Linked DNA regions of Homo sapiens: region 1 is linked to region 2. The links are chromatin contacts, found by Hi-C in ENCODE. All regions are on one chromosome and are shown on one strand. Each heading gives the region's core, a stretch centred on a gene start or an enhancer-like site at or near the end of the contact. The rest is flanking DNA. Distances are from core to core; before and after follow the strand shown. Region 1 overlaps LOC105375957 (a long non-coding RNA gene). Region 2 overlaps LOC101930053 (a long non-coding RNA gene).

Region 1 (6,303 bases), core at 3,008-5,507, 190 kb before region 2:
AATTAAGGTACTTAGTTGGCACATCAATTCTAAACACACAAAAACTAAGTAACAGGTGTGATTATCAAGCTATAGGATAACTTTAAAAATAACCCCACCAGTGTATAGTAACCTAGATGACTGTTACCATTTCAATGTAATTCCTTTCCCTGGTTATGTGTTTTTTCGAAGATGTTGCTTGTATTAGTCCATTTTCACACTGCTGATGAAGGCATACCCGAGACTGGGAAGAAAAGGAGGTTTAATGGACTTACAGTTCCACGTGGCTGGGGAGGCCTCACAATCATATCAGAAGGTAAGGAGAAGCAAGTCTTGTCTTACATGGATGGCAGTAGGCAAAAAGAGAGCATGTGCTCCCATTTTTGAAACCATCAGATCTTGTGAGACTTATTCACTATCATGAGAACAGCATGAGAAAGACCTATCCCCATGATTAAATTATCTCCCACCAGGTCCCTTCCACAACATGTGGGAATTATGGGAGCTACAAGATGAGATTTGGGTGGTGACACAGAGCCAAACCATATCATTCCACCCCTGGCCCCTCCCAAATTTCATGTCTTCACATTTCAAAACCAATCATGCCTTCCCAAAAGTCCCCCAAAGTCTTAAGTCATTTCATCATTAACTCAAAAGTCCATAGTCCAAAGTCTCATCTGAGACAAAGCAAGTCCCTTCTGCCTATGACTCTGTAAAATAAAAGCAAGTTAGTTACTTCCTACATACAATGGGGGTACAGGCATTAGGTAAATACAGCCATCCCAAATGGGAGAAATTGACCAAAACAAAGGGGCTACAGGCTCCATGCAAATCCAAAATCCAGTGGGCAGTCAAATCTTAAAGCTCCAAAATGATCTCCTTTAACTCGGTGTTTCACATCTAGGTCACGCTGATGCAAGAGGCAGGCTCCCACAGCCTTGAGCAGCTCTGCCCCTGTGGCTTTGCAGGGTATAGCTCCATTCCTGACTGCTTTCGTGGGCTGGTGTTGCATGTCTGTGGCTTTTCCAGGCACACAGTGCAAGTTGTTGGAAGATCTACCATTCTAGCGTCTGGAGGATGGTGGCCCTCTTCTCACAGCTCCAGTAGGTGATGCCCCAGTAGGGACTCTGTGTGGGGGCTCTGACCCTACATTTCCCTTCCGCACTTCCCTAGCAGAGGTTCTCCATGAGCTCCCCACCCTTGCAGCAAACTTCTGCCTGGACATCCAGGCATTTGCATACATGCTCAAAATTTAGGCAGAGGTTTCCAAACCCCAGTTATTGACTTCTATGCATGTGCAGGCTCAACACCATGTAGAAGCTGCCAAGGCTTGGGGCTTCCATCCTCTGAAGCAAAAGCCCAAGGTGTACCTTGACTCCTTTTAGTCATAGTTGGAGCAGCTGGGTTGCAGGGGACCAAGTTCCTAGACTGCATACAGCAGAGGGACCCTGGGCCTGGGCCACAAAATCATTTTCTCCCTCTAAGCCTCTGGGCCTGTGATGGCAGCGGCCGGGGGCGGGGTGGGGGCGGCTGCTGCAAAGGTCTCTGACATGCCCTGGAAACATTTACCCCATTGGATTGATGACTAACATTTGGCTCCTTGTTACTTAGGCAGATTTCTGCAGGCAGCTTGAATTTCTCCTCAGAAAATGGAATTTTCCTTTCTGTTGCATTGTCAGGCAGCAAATTTTTGGAACTTTTATGCTTTGTTTCCCCTTTAAATCTGAATGCCTTTAACAGCACCCAAGTCACCTCTTTGAACGCTTTGCTGCTTAGAAATTTTTTCTACCAGATACTCTAAATCATCTCTCTTGCCAGACAGCACACTCTCTGAAAGCTCAGGAGATGGAGATATCTTTGTGGGCTGCTTTGGTGGGGGATAGGAGGAATTGTTTTTGTGTCTATCAGAGTAATGATTCCTCAAGAAACAAGTTCAAAGTTCCACAAATCTCTTGGGCAGGGCAAAATGCCACCAGTGTATTTGCTGAAATATGGCAAGAGTCACCTTTACTCTAGTTCCCAAGAAGTTCCTCATCTCTGTCTGAGACCACCTCAACCTGGATTTCACTGTCCGTATCACTATCAACATTTTGGTCAAAGCCATTCAACAAGTCTCTAGGAAGTTCCAAACTCTCCCACATTTTCCTATCTTCTTCTGAGCCCTCCAAATGGTTCCAAACTCTGCCTGCTACCCAGCTCCAAATTCACTTCCACATTTTCTGGTATTTTTTCAGCAGCACCTCACTCTACTGGTACCAATTTGCTCTATTAGTCTGTTTTCATGCTGCTGATAAATACATACTCAAGACTGGGAAGAAAAAGAGGTTTAATTGACTTACAGCTCCACATGGCTGGGGAGGCCTCACAATTATGCCGGGAGGCAAGAAGGAGCAAGTCACATCTTACACAGATGGTGGCAAGCAAAAAGAGATTGTGCATGGAAACTCCTGTTTTTAAAACTATCAGATCTCGTGAGACTTATTCACAATCGGGAGAACAGCATGGGAAAGACCCACCCTCGTGATTCAATTATCTTCCACCTGGTCCCTCCCACAACACATGGGAATTATGGGAGCTACAAGATGAGATTTGGGTAGAGAAACAGCCAAACCATATCAATGTTATTAGCTCTACATACGATCTGTAGGACTTCCTCATTAGGACAGCTATGGAGGGTCTCAAAAGGGCATTAACCAGCATGACAATTACTATGTTCCCTGATGGAAAGTGCAACGATTTTGCTGTTTCAAAATCTTAAGTCTACCTTCAAAGATGTAAGGGTTTTTTTTTTTTATAACAATATGTATGCAAAAATCAGCTTTGTGCTCCCTGAATATAAATCCACAATAGGACCTGTAACTTGTGTGCTGAGTAGGAAATCACCGGGATAGGCAAACAACCTCTTACGAAAACTTCTTTCAAGAGACAGTGGTTACTTGGAGGCCTAAATACTGGGATGCTTATTTACAAAATAATCTATGGTTTGCAATCATGGGATCAATTTAGTTTTACAATCCAGTATTTGAGCACTTAAAAAGCATTCAACTTTGTGCTACGTACTCAAGGCACAAAGATTGCAAAGACTAAATTCTTATATAAAAGAAGCTTGTGTTTCATTCAGTCAAGAAGTTATATACATATACATAATCTCAACCTGATGTTATACATGTTATTGTAGAATTATATGCTGGATATACAAGAGACTCATGACCCAAACTGGGACAACAGGAATGGCTTCCTGGAAGAAGAGACATCTGAGCCCAGACCTGGAAGAATAAGAGCCGGGTAAGTAAAGGCCAGAAGGGCACTTCAGGCAGAGGGAAGAGGAGGAGCAAAGGCACAGCCTTGTACAGGAAACAGCAGTAAAGGAGAAGGGGAGAGGGGAGTGGTTGCAAAGAGTTGGGCATTACTGAGTTGGGCTGGGGAACTGCAGGGCATAGCGGGGCTGAGCAGCAGGCTCCAGGGTCAGGCCATGGTGATCTTGAGCCTGAATCTAGGGACCTTGGCCTTCATTCTGTAGGCATCAAGAAGTCATCTTAGATAGGGAGTGACATGGTCATATTCACACTTTGGAAAGATGATTCCATAGTTCAAGATATTCCAAGATCCTACAAGCCATTGCTATACTTAGTTCTGTATCCTGACTAGCAAAATGCTGGGTGTATAGTATTTAAAAGCCACCTGATCCCATCTAACACATTTAATAGCTTGTGACATCATCTGGAGTCATTCTGCCCTTGAATATCCAGATAATACAGGGTTGAACTTCCATTCCACATCCTGCAGAAAGTCCAGTGTCCCAGCCAGAGTTCTAAGAGTCCCTGGGTTGCTTATGTTTTCTGACTCTAAGCTCTTCAGTGACTTAATTCGTTCAGTTAACAAATTGTTCTGAAAGTTCCTTCTCTGTTCTGTTGCCATATCAACCCAGGTCTAGGACTGGGCTCCTATCTATGATTTTCATCAAAAGCCACTCCCACAACGTGTTAGTGTGTGCCACAGACATTACTGAAGGATCAGGGAGGTGATAGGGCTTACAGTGCCAAAAATGTAAGCCATCCAAAATTGCATATTGGATATTCTTGTTTGTCACCTTGAGCTCCAAATTTCCACGGCACACCGTGTGCCTCTGCCCTCTTTTCCACCCTGCTGCTTCACAGCTACTTCCTCATCCCTGACTTGACTTTTCTCTCTGCAGAATACAGAGCAATGCAGCCATCTGTAGCCTACTTTCCAAACTTGGCTCAGGACCTCCTTTGGCAGATCCAGATTTTCCTTCCCTTGTAGCTATAGAGAAATTTCCCTTCCCAGGGGCATCCCTAGCCCTCCTACCAAGGCAAAAGAAGCTACAGTTGGTTTTGGTTTTAGATAATCTTTTTCCACCCCCATTTCGCTGGATTTCTGAGAGACTGGAAGTTGCATACAGACCGGCGTGCCACTTTTGGTGAACTAAAAATATTAAGTAGGCCCACTGAAATATTATCTGTCTCATAATAGAGACAGTTCACAGAGTACTGGGAACACATTGCCTGCTGCAGGGGAGGGAGAAGAGAGGGAGAATGGCACGTAGTCTCTGTTCTCAGCATAGTCCTCCCCGGAGGTTAGTGGATCCTGACATATGGGAGGTTGGCCTTGTTTTCTGAATGGAAATAGGCACTGGGGCTAATGTCTGGGAAGAGGCTGCTTTCTGTTTCATAAGCTGTTTGTTACTATTTGGCTTCTGTGACATGCATGGATGCATTTCAGAGACTCACCTTACTTCCTAACATACAAAGAATCCTTTCCTGAAAGTTTTGGCTTTAGGAGGCTTTGTTTTCCCAAACAGCATCCATTCCTGTTTTTTTTTGTTTTGTTTTTGTTTGTTTGTTTTTTTTATCTTAAAGAGTCACAAGTTATTGTTGAATTTACAGGCTTACTATGAGAGCAATTCTTACTCTGTGGGTGACTTAAGACATTGCTGAATGAGGTCTCCTTCCTGGTAATGTTAGGTGGCCACTTTCTGCTTCCTCAATGGGGCCTGTTGCCTCCTGTATCAGACAACTATCAGAGACTCAATGACCTTTGGGTTCCTTTTAACTCAGAAATACCAGGATTCTAAAATGTCTTAGGGAAAGTAGTTTTGATAGTTCTCCAATATTTTTAGAGACCAGACAGGTAACAGGGAAAATATAAAGCAGTTGGATAGATAGGATATGCTGGACCCTGCCTAAAGCCATCATATTTTTTAAAAATGATGCCATTCATACAAACATTCCTCCAGAGACCATTACTCAAGAGCTAGTATGGAACTCCATATTAAAATGATGCTGCCAAAATATGTCCCTTGGAAGGCCTTTACACTGAAGGTAGAAAAGAACTTCCTTTGAATGGTTGAAGCCTTTGAACTTTTCGGGGGCTGGAATTCGTGCTCTGGGCTCTTCTTTTCTTCTGAATCCTGAATTCTTTTGGTTAGAGAGGAGAGGCATGGCTTTTCTCCTGCGTTCCACGCAGCCTTGTTTTCTTCCAGCCTTCCTGGTGTTGAGCCTATCATCCCTGCCCAATCAGGGAGGCAGCCAAACAGATATCCCACAGGCAGAGGGCACAGCTGAGCTAGGAACTGGTGAGATTCTCCTGGATTAAGGGACCATCTACAGGCTGAATTCCCCGTACTCTGGGGAGATAGCCTGTGCACACACCCCCTGTGATGGACCGAATCTGGAGTAGAGCTTTCTTTCATCCCCACTGGCTTAGCTCACATCGTGTCCATCTACCAGGACCACTACCAGAGTCTTCTAATATATCTCCGTTTTCACCCTTGCCTCCCAGCCGCCCATTCCAGACAAAGCAGCCAGTGTGAGCCTTTTAAAACTGGATGTCATTCTATCGCCCCAAGCCCACTAAAAAAGTTCTGTCACTTAAAAAAAAACTGAGTCCCAACCACAGCTCTTGAAATTGACATCACTTGGTCCTCTTCCTTTCTCTCCTCCCACTCTGCCTCTGCCACCTCCTGCTACCAAGGCCACCTTGCTTCTTCTTAGAGGAATCAGGCATGCTCATGCCTCAGGATTCATTATTCATTATTCATGGCTTCAGTCTTTACTATGCCTCAGTGGGCTCATAACACATTTCCACCAGGTTGTCTGCTAAATCCTCTCTTTGGAGAGCTTCCCTGACCACTTTATCTAAAATAGCACATTCTGCTATTCTCTAGTCCCTTACTCTGTTTTGTTTATCTTTATAGATTTTATCACTGCCTAACATATAAATGTCTGTTCAGTGCCTAACTCCCAGCTAGAATGAGCACCATGAAGGATGGGGCTCTGGCCTCTCATGTTCTCTCTGGTTCCC
Region 2 (6,468 bases), core at 366-2,865:
ATATGTATGCTAAAATCGTATACATTCATGACGTATAACATGATGTTTTGAAATATGTGTAAACTGTGGAATGGGTAAATTAAGCTAATTAACATATGCATTGTCTCACCTACCTTTTTGTATGTGGTAATAACATTTAGCATCTACTCTCAGCCATTTTCAAGTATACAATAAATTGTTAATAGCAATAGTCACCATGTTATTCAATAGATTTCTTGAGCGTATTCCTCCTGTCTAACTAAAATTTTATAACCTTTGATCAATATCTCCTCACTCACCCTTCCCTCAGCCCCCAGTGCCTACCATTCTACTCTTTGCTCTTAGGGGTTTCAATTTTTTAGATTCCACACATAGGTGAGATGGTGCCTTGTCTTTCTGTGCCTGGTTTATTTCACTTAATATAATGTCCTCGAGTTTTGTGCATGTTGTTACAAATGACAAAATTTCCTTTTATCTTAAGGCTGAATAGTATTATGTTGTGTATATAGAACATGTTTTCTTTATCAGTTCATCCACTGATGGACACTTAGGTTGGTTCCATTTCTTGGCTACTATGAATAAAGCTGCAATGAACACTGGGATGCAGATATGGGGAAAAGGTATAGATTTAATATTCAAACAGACCTCATTTTTAATCTCAGCTCTGCTTCACATTAGCCTTGTGATTTTAAACATGTTTTACAGTGAGTTTCAGTTTCTTTATGTTTAAAATGGGTATCATAATAATAATTCCTGGCTTAGAATTATGAGAATTTTTATGATTATGTGGACAAAGTTTCTCCCACGATGCCCACACAGGATGGGAATTTCATAAGTATTTGTTCCCTTCCTCAATCTCTCCCCTTCCCCTGCCCCTGCTTTTTTTAAAAAAACAGAAACAAAAACAAAAAAACATTGCTCTAACCTAGGGGAAAAAGTGAGAAAGTAAACTGAAATACTTTTTTAGGACAGAAAAGCTGGCATGGCATGAATTGGTTTTATAGAGAAACACTTAAAGGATTTAACCCCCCCAAAACTCCATGCTCCTGCTCATTACTGAAAGCACCAAAATCCCTGGGAATTATAAATCCAAAGCCATTTGGCTCAGAATTTTACATGTTAAAAAAAAATTCATTTGCATTTATTTTGCTTCTTACAAAATCGTCACTTCCCATAGCTGTCATAAAATATCTACTTGCTTATATTTTGTGTGAGATTTCATGCTTAGGTGGTGTCTTGGTGTTTCTGTGACCCAAGCAAGGAGTTCCTGTGACTGTGTCACACTGCTTCTTCTTGACACAGCTGGAAATATGATCGCCTCAAGGCCTATCACAAAGGACTGGCCCTTTGCTACGGGTCAGCAATAGCAAGGAGTGTTGCCAAGACACAACACAAAATAAGACCTTTAGGTCTCCCTCTGGGTTTCTGGAACAGCTGTCTCTAGCTCAGCTGTTGAAGTTTCAGCTCCTTCATTGAAATCCAAACACATCTGTACCCCAGACAGGAAAATGCCTAATGAGTTGTTTTCCTCCATGCTGGCTCGTCTTGTGGTTTTTGTGCAGCCTTTAAAGACAGTGTGAGTGCTGAGGACCTCAACAGGTCCTGCCCAAGGATGGAGGCGCCACCCGGTGATGGGTCACTAATGTAGAAAAGTGTCATGACACCCGGATGTTCACAACCCTCAGGCTGTTCACAGCTTGCCATGGCTTTGAAACATCATGTGCAGCTCAGACAAATTCAGGCCTCACTTAAGTGTTATCCTTATGCGGGCAACCTGCATGCCTTCTCTTTCATCTTTTTAATGATTATTTGGCAGAATCCTTTTTTATTCATTTAATTTCAGAGCACAACAGGGATATTTATCCCTTTATTTATATGTCAGTTACCTGTAATTAAATGTCAGTTTTTAGTACTGTGACTTGCTGTTTTAGGAAATACTATTTCAAACCAAAATGTACTCTTTCTTTTTTTTTTTTTTTTTTAATGGGTGATTGTAGTGTCAAGCCAAACTTAACTCATGTTCTAGGTAGAAGAGGTAAAAACAAAAAGTTTTCCCTCCTTCACTATTAGATTATCTCTGCAGGTTCCTTTTCCAGACAGGAAAAACCCTTTCAGGGTAATGGAGACCCATGTTATGGGTTCGTGGAATAGAAGGTTCTTCCCTTCCTGGGAATGCTTCCTAGCAGTGCAGACTCCACGGTGGGCACTTCCACCATGACCTACAATCTTGAGGCTTCTCTTAGAACTTCGTGCTTCAGAATCACTGCAGCAGCGCCGGTTCTCCTGTACTCCTTCCTTCCTTGCCTCCTTCTTTCTTTATTTATGCTAACCAAATGCCATAGTTAACCAAGTCCTGTTCCTTGAGGATTAATTCAGATGTGTTTAGCCATTTATTTTAATATCTAATTCCATATTCTAAATAGAATACTACCTCTACGCACTTCTATTATGGTAAATAACGATTTCTCCCTTAAGTCCCGTTTTCCTCCCTTTATCCTTCCAGTTTATTACATCACAATTTTCAGGATTTGCATTATTCCAACAATGGAAATATTTTCTGCTGAGCCAAGGAGCATACTATCATTACAATTCCTTTCTTGTTCAATTATCCTTTTTCCTAGAGCTGATAGTTTACTCATTTAAAAAAATGACTTAGTTTTCTCTGTACGTGTTACTGTCTTTGCTTCCCCTAACATCCAGCAATATTCAAGACACTGTTTTCATCACAGTATCAGTGTCGCATTTAATTTTTTTATGATAACTCTATAAGGTAGGTAACTATAATCTGTATTTCACAGATGGGAAGCATGAAGCACAGAGAAATTAATTGGCTCACATAAGATGGTAAGTGGCAGAGCCAGGACTCGAACCCAGGCAGTCTGACTCCTGCACTCATGTTCCCAAGCACAAGACATACAGTATCTCAATGTATAACTACCTATATTAGCAGCTGTACCACCTAATCCAATTAGTTGAATTTTTTTTTTAATGGAGCTCTTCCTCCATATGTCTCTGGACTCTTGTATCTGTGTTGCTTGTTTTCTAAACCTGTGTACGGTTATCATATTAAGACTTATTTTCATTATTGTCCAGGGAATTTCTTTCATCTTCCTCCTGTGTTGATTCCTTATTTTCTGGATATTGTTTTGTCTTTCTTGCATTAGGTGAAGCTCATCCTTTAGAAGACTTCTTGAGAAAATGTGCATGGGTCAAGATTTCTTAAATCTTAAATGTCAGAAAACATTTGTATTTTTCCTTGCTAGTACTGAGTATTGACTGCCGTTTTATTCTTGATCATGTGTATGTGACCTACTGTTTCCTTTCTTGAAAATTTTACTGTCTTCCTGGTGTACTGAAGTTTTATGACAGAGCTGGGTCTTTTTGCATTTATTGTGCTAGTTGCTGAATAGGACTTTTCAATCTGGGGACTCACGTTCTTCAGGTCCAAAAAATTTTCCCATAATCTTTCTCTTGACATATTTTTTTCTAGATCCTATTGGTAGGATGTTGGGCCTGCTGCACTGGACTTTTAGTTTCTTCTGATTTGCCTTCTACTTTTTCTTAATGTTTTGAGATATTTCCTTACCTTTATTTTCCAAATCTTACACACACATGCACACATAATTTTAGTTATCATATTTAAATTTCTAAGAACGTTTTATTTTTTAAACAATAAGCTTCATTTATTTCTCTTTTTTTCTTACTAGCATCCTAACTTTAAGGATAAATAGCTTATCTTATACCTCTGAGATCATTAAACATAGTTTGATTAAAGTTTTCTTCTTTAGTATATTGTCTCTGTTTCTTTTGAGTTTCCTTTCTTCCTTTCTTCTGATTTGATGTCTCTGTCTTTTCTGCTGGAGGCTTTCTTGAAATGTCAGATAATTCTTGGCTATCTGTTCATATTTTAAAAGTTAGATATTAAAAAATGCCAATAGGAAGTCCTATGCAGTAGGACTTGGCTTGTTGCCTATAGGGCACACTGTGGAATAATTGGTGGAATTGGCTTCTTAATTTTGCAATCCCTATAGATCAGTACCTATAGGTCTTCATTACTAGAAACAAGCTATAGAAAGTAAAAACAAAAAAATTAAACTGCCATGGACAACCTAGTGTTTTTGTGTAAGTCTGTCTGTGGGGTAAAAGTGGATAGCTTTTGGGTGTGTACACCTCCACATTGCCTTCCATGATAAATAATAACTTTCACGTGGAGTTTACAAACCACCAGAATCACTAAGAGGACCTGTTATTTCTATGTGCCTTCATTTTTTGCTCTGTTTTTCTTCGTTGTTGTTGTTGTTGTTTTCTTATCGGACTGCTCTGCTGTTTGACAAAGAATTTTACCACATGCCAAACACAACGTTTTGGGAAAGGTCCTTATATTCCTATGTGGAATATCTCTGCGCCTGGGCATGGGGTGAGCAGGCATTTGGTGACCTCTCTGCTTATGTTGCCTGGTACCCTGAGGCGCTGGCAGAATTACTGTGAGGCCATTCACCTTGTCTCAGCCTGAAATCTACTCTGACAGGTTTATTGGCTCTTAAACATGTATCGAAGCAGAACGTCTAAACTAATATAAGGTTTCACTCATTTGCACTCTCCAGGGAGAGAAAGAGAGATGAAAACTGTGAGGGGTGAAACTCCACAGAAATGTAACTCCACCCCAACCCCATCCTTGCATATTTACCAAGAAATGGAATTTATCATTTCTTTCCTATTTTAGGTCTTTTTTCTGTCAGAGATTTTCTCAGTCCATTGGTATGTGAAAAGTACATTGAGGAAAGGTAATAAGATCATTCAATCAATAACTGCTTTATTCCTTCATAACATATTTGTTTAATAAGGGAAAATATTGAATAAGATATATAAGAAAATTGCAATCTTCTCTAGCTTTTCTAGGAAGTGGGATGGAGAAAATGGTTTGAATTTAAATAAAAGTGAATTTAGAGCAATAAGGAAAACCATGTAATGAAGATCAATACTAACATTATCTATTTTTTATTGATGAGAAAAATATAGCTTGGAGAGGTTGAATGACTAGGCACAGCTTACTCAGATGGTAAGTGGTGAAGTCACAGCTCAGTCTCAGGTTTCAGTTCCAAAGGTCATGTATTTCTATTGCACCAGTCAGTAGTCTACAAACCTGACTGACATAGCTTTCTAGCTCCACCTCCTTAGCATACTGAAATTCTTCTATGTGCTGAGGCACACAGAACTGCTGGATAAAACAAAACTATTTTGCATACGTAGCTGAAACAGAGACAGACAGGTAAACAGAAAGAAAAGAAAAAAAAAAGAGGAAATGTCCATGTGCCACAGAGAAGGAAGAATCTTATAGTCAATGTGGTAAATGCATGAGCTGATACCAGAACAGTACAGAGGATATTAGACATGGCTATAGGATCTAACAGCTATGGGTTAGGCTTTAACACACATACACAATAAAGGACTTAACCTTGGGCCTGTGAAAGGTGAGGACTTAGAACTGAAGACCTGCTTCCCTCATACAAGGGGACTACAAAACACATTGTTCGTGTACTAGAAAGCAACTGGTAAAATTCTCACTGATTAGATATCTGGATGAGAAAAAGTTCCCCACAATAAATGGAAATTTAAAAACCTGTGCTGGCTGGGCATGGTGGCTCATGCCTGTAATCCCAGAGCTTTGAGAGGCCAGGATGGGGGAATCACTTGAGGCCAGGAATTCCAGACCAGCCTGGGCAGCATAGCAAGACCCAATCTTTACAAAATCTCAGAGCTCTGAAATGCCAAAGTGGGAGTATAGCTTGAGGCAAGGAATTCAAGACCAGCCTGGGCAACACAACAAGACCCCGTCCTTACAAAATATAAAAATAAAAAAATTAACTGGTCTTGGTGGTGCACCTATAGTCTCAGCTACTTGGAAGGCTGAGGCAGGAGGATTGCTTGAGCCCAGGAGTTCAAGGCTGTAGACTTCTATGACTGAGCCACTGCACTCCAGCCTGGTGTTAGAGCAAGACTCTGTCTCTGAAAACAAATCTGTGCTGTGCATGGGTATTGAATCCAAATTTTACACTATTTGCATAGTACAGGAATCTCAAATGAATATATTAATGTAGATGTCATAATTACTTCAAGCAAGTAAAACTACTGGAGTTTCCAGAAGAATCAAATGTAAAACTTGTCTAAAATGATACTACCACATCTTAAAGTACACAGGGGTGCCACAGGGAAAAAATACTCTAGCTGAAAATAAGTTTACAATGAAAAAGAACAAACCAAAAAAAAAAAAAAAAAAAAAGATCCAAATAAGGGAGAGTCAGCAGACACATGTGAGAGAAATAGCACCCCCAAGAACCTGAGATAATGTAACAACCTAAAACTGTCTAGAAATTAAATATATTTACACTCATTAAAGAGATAAAGAGAGGAATAAAAACTCTCATGAAAAAAATAGGACTAAAAAAGAAAGGAACATCTGAAAAACAACCAAATATAACAATTCAAAAT

Evidence for each region. Hi-C counts contacts between places; a loop is a spot of excess contacts on that map. Pooled maps may share reads with other maps.
Region 1: a map of mammary epithelial cell shows a loop between it and region 2 (2.9-fold over the local background). The contact joins two enhancer-like sites. A Hi-C loop is called at or near these places in 3 of 168 maps with a recorded cell type or tissue (mammary epithelial cell, posterior cingulate gyrus and right cardiac atrium), 1 of 37 single-sample maps with no recorded cell type and 4 of 50 pooled maps.

Annotation. Positions count from the first base shown.
Region 1 is chr9:2,661,930-2,668,232 of GRCh38, reverse strand. It overlaps LOC105375957 (a long non-coding RNA gene), which reads left to right. Exons shown (of 3, transcript XR_929436.3): 1 at 1-295; 2 at 3,158-3,264. Among named protein-coding and RNA genes, the nearest start is that of VLDLR-AS1, 43 kb to the right of the region's middle. Within about 2 kb of position 4,257, at least 5 of the 41 ENCODE cell types and tissues checked have a DNase peak (open chromatin) inside an H3K27ac peak, as active enhancers do.
Region 2 is chr9:2,464,923-2,471,390 of GRCh38, reverse strand. The region is part of intron 2 of LOC101930053 (a long non-coding RNA gene); the gene reads left to right. Among named protein-coding and RNA genes, the nearest start is that of VLDLR, 150 kb to the left of the region's middle. Within about 2 kb of position 1,615, at least 4 of the 41 ENCODE cell types and tissues checked have a DNase peak (open chromatin) inside an H3K27ac peak, as active enhancers do.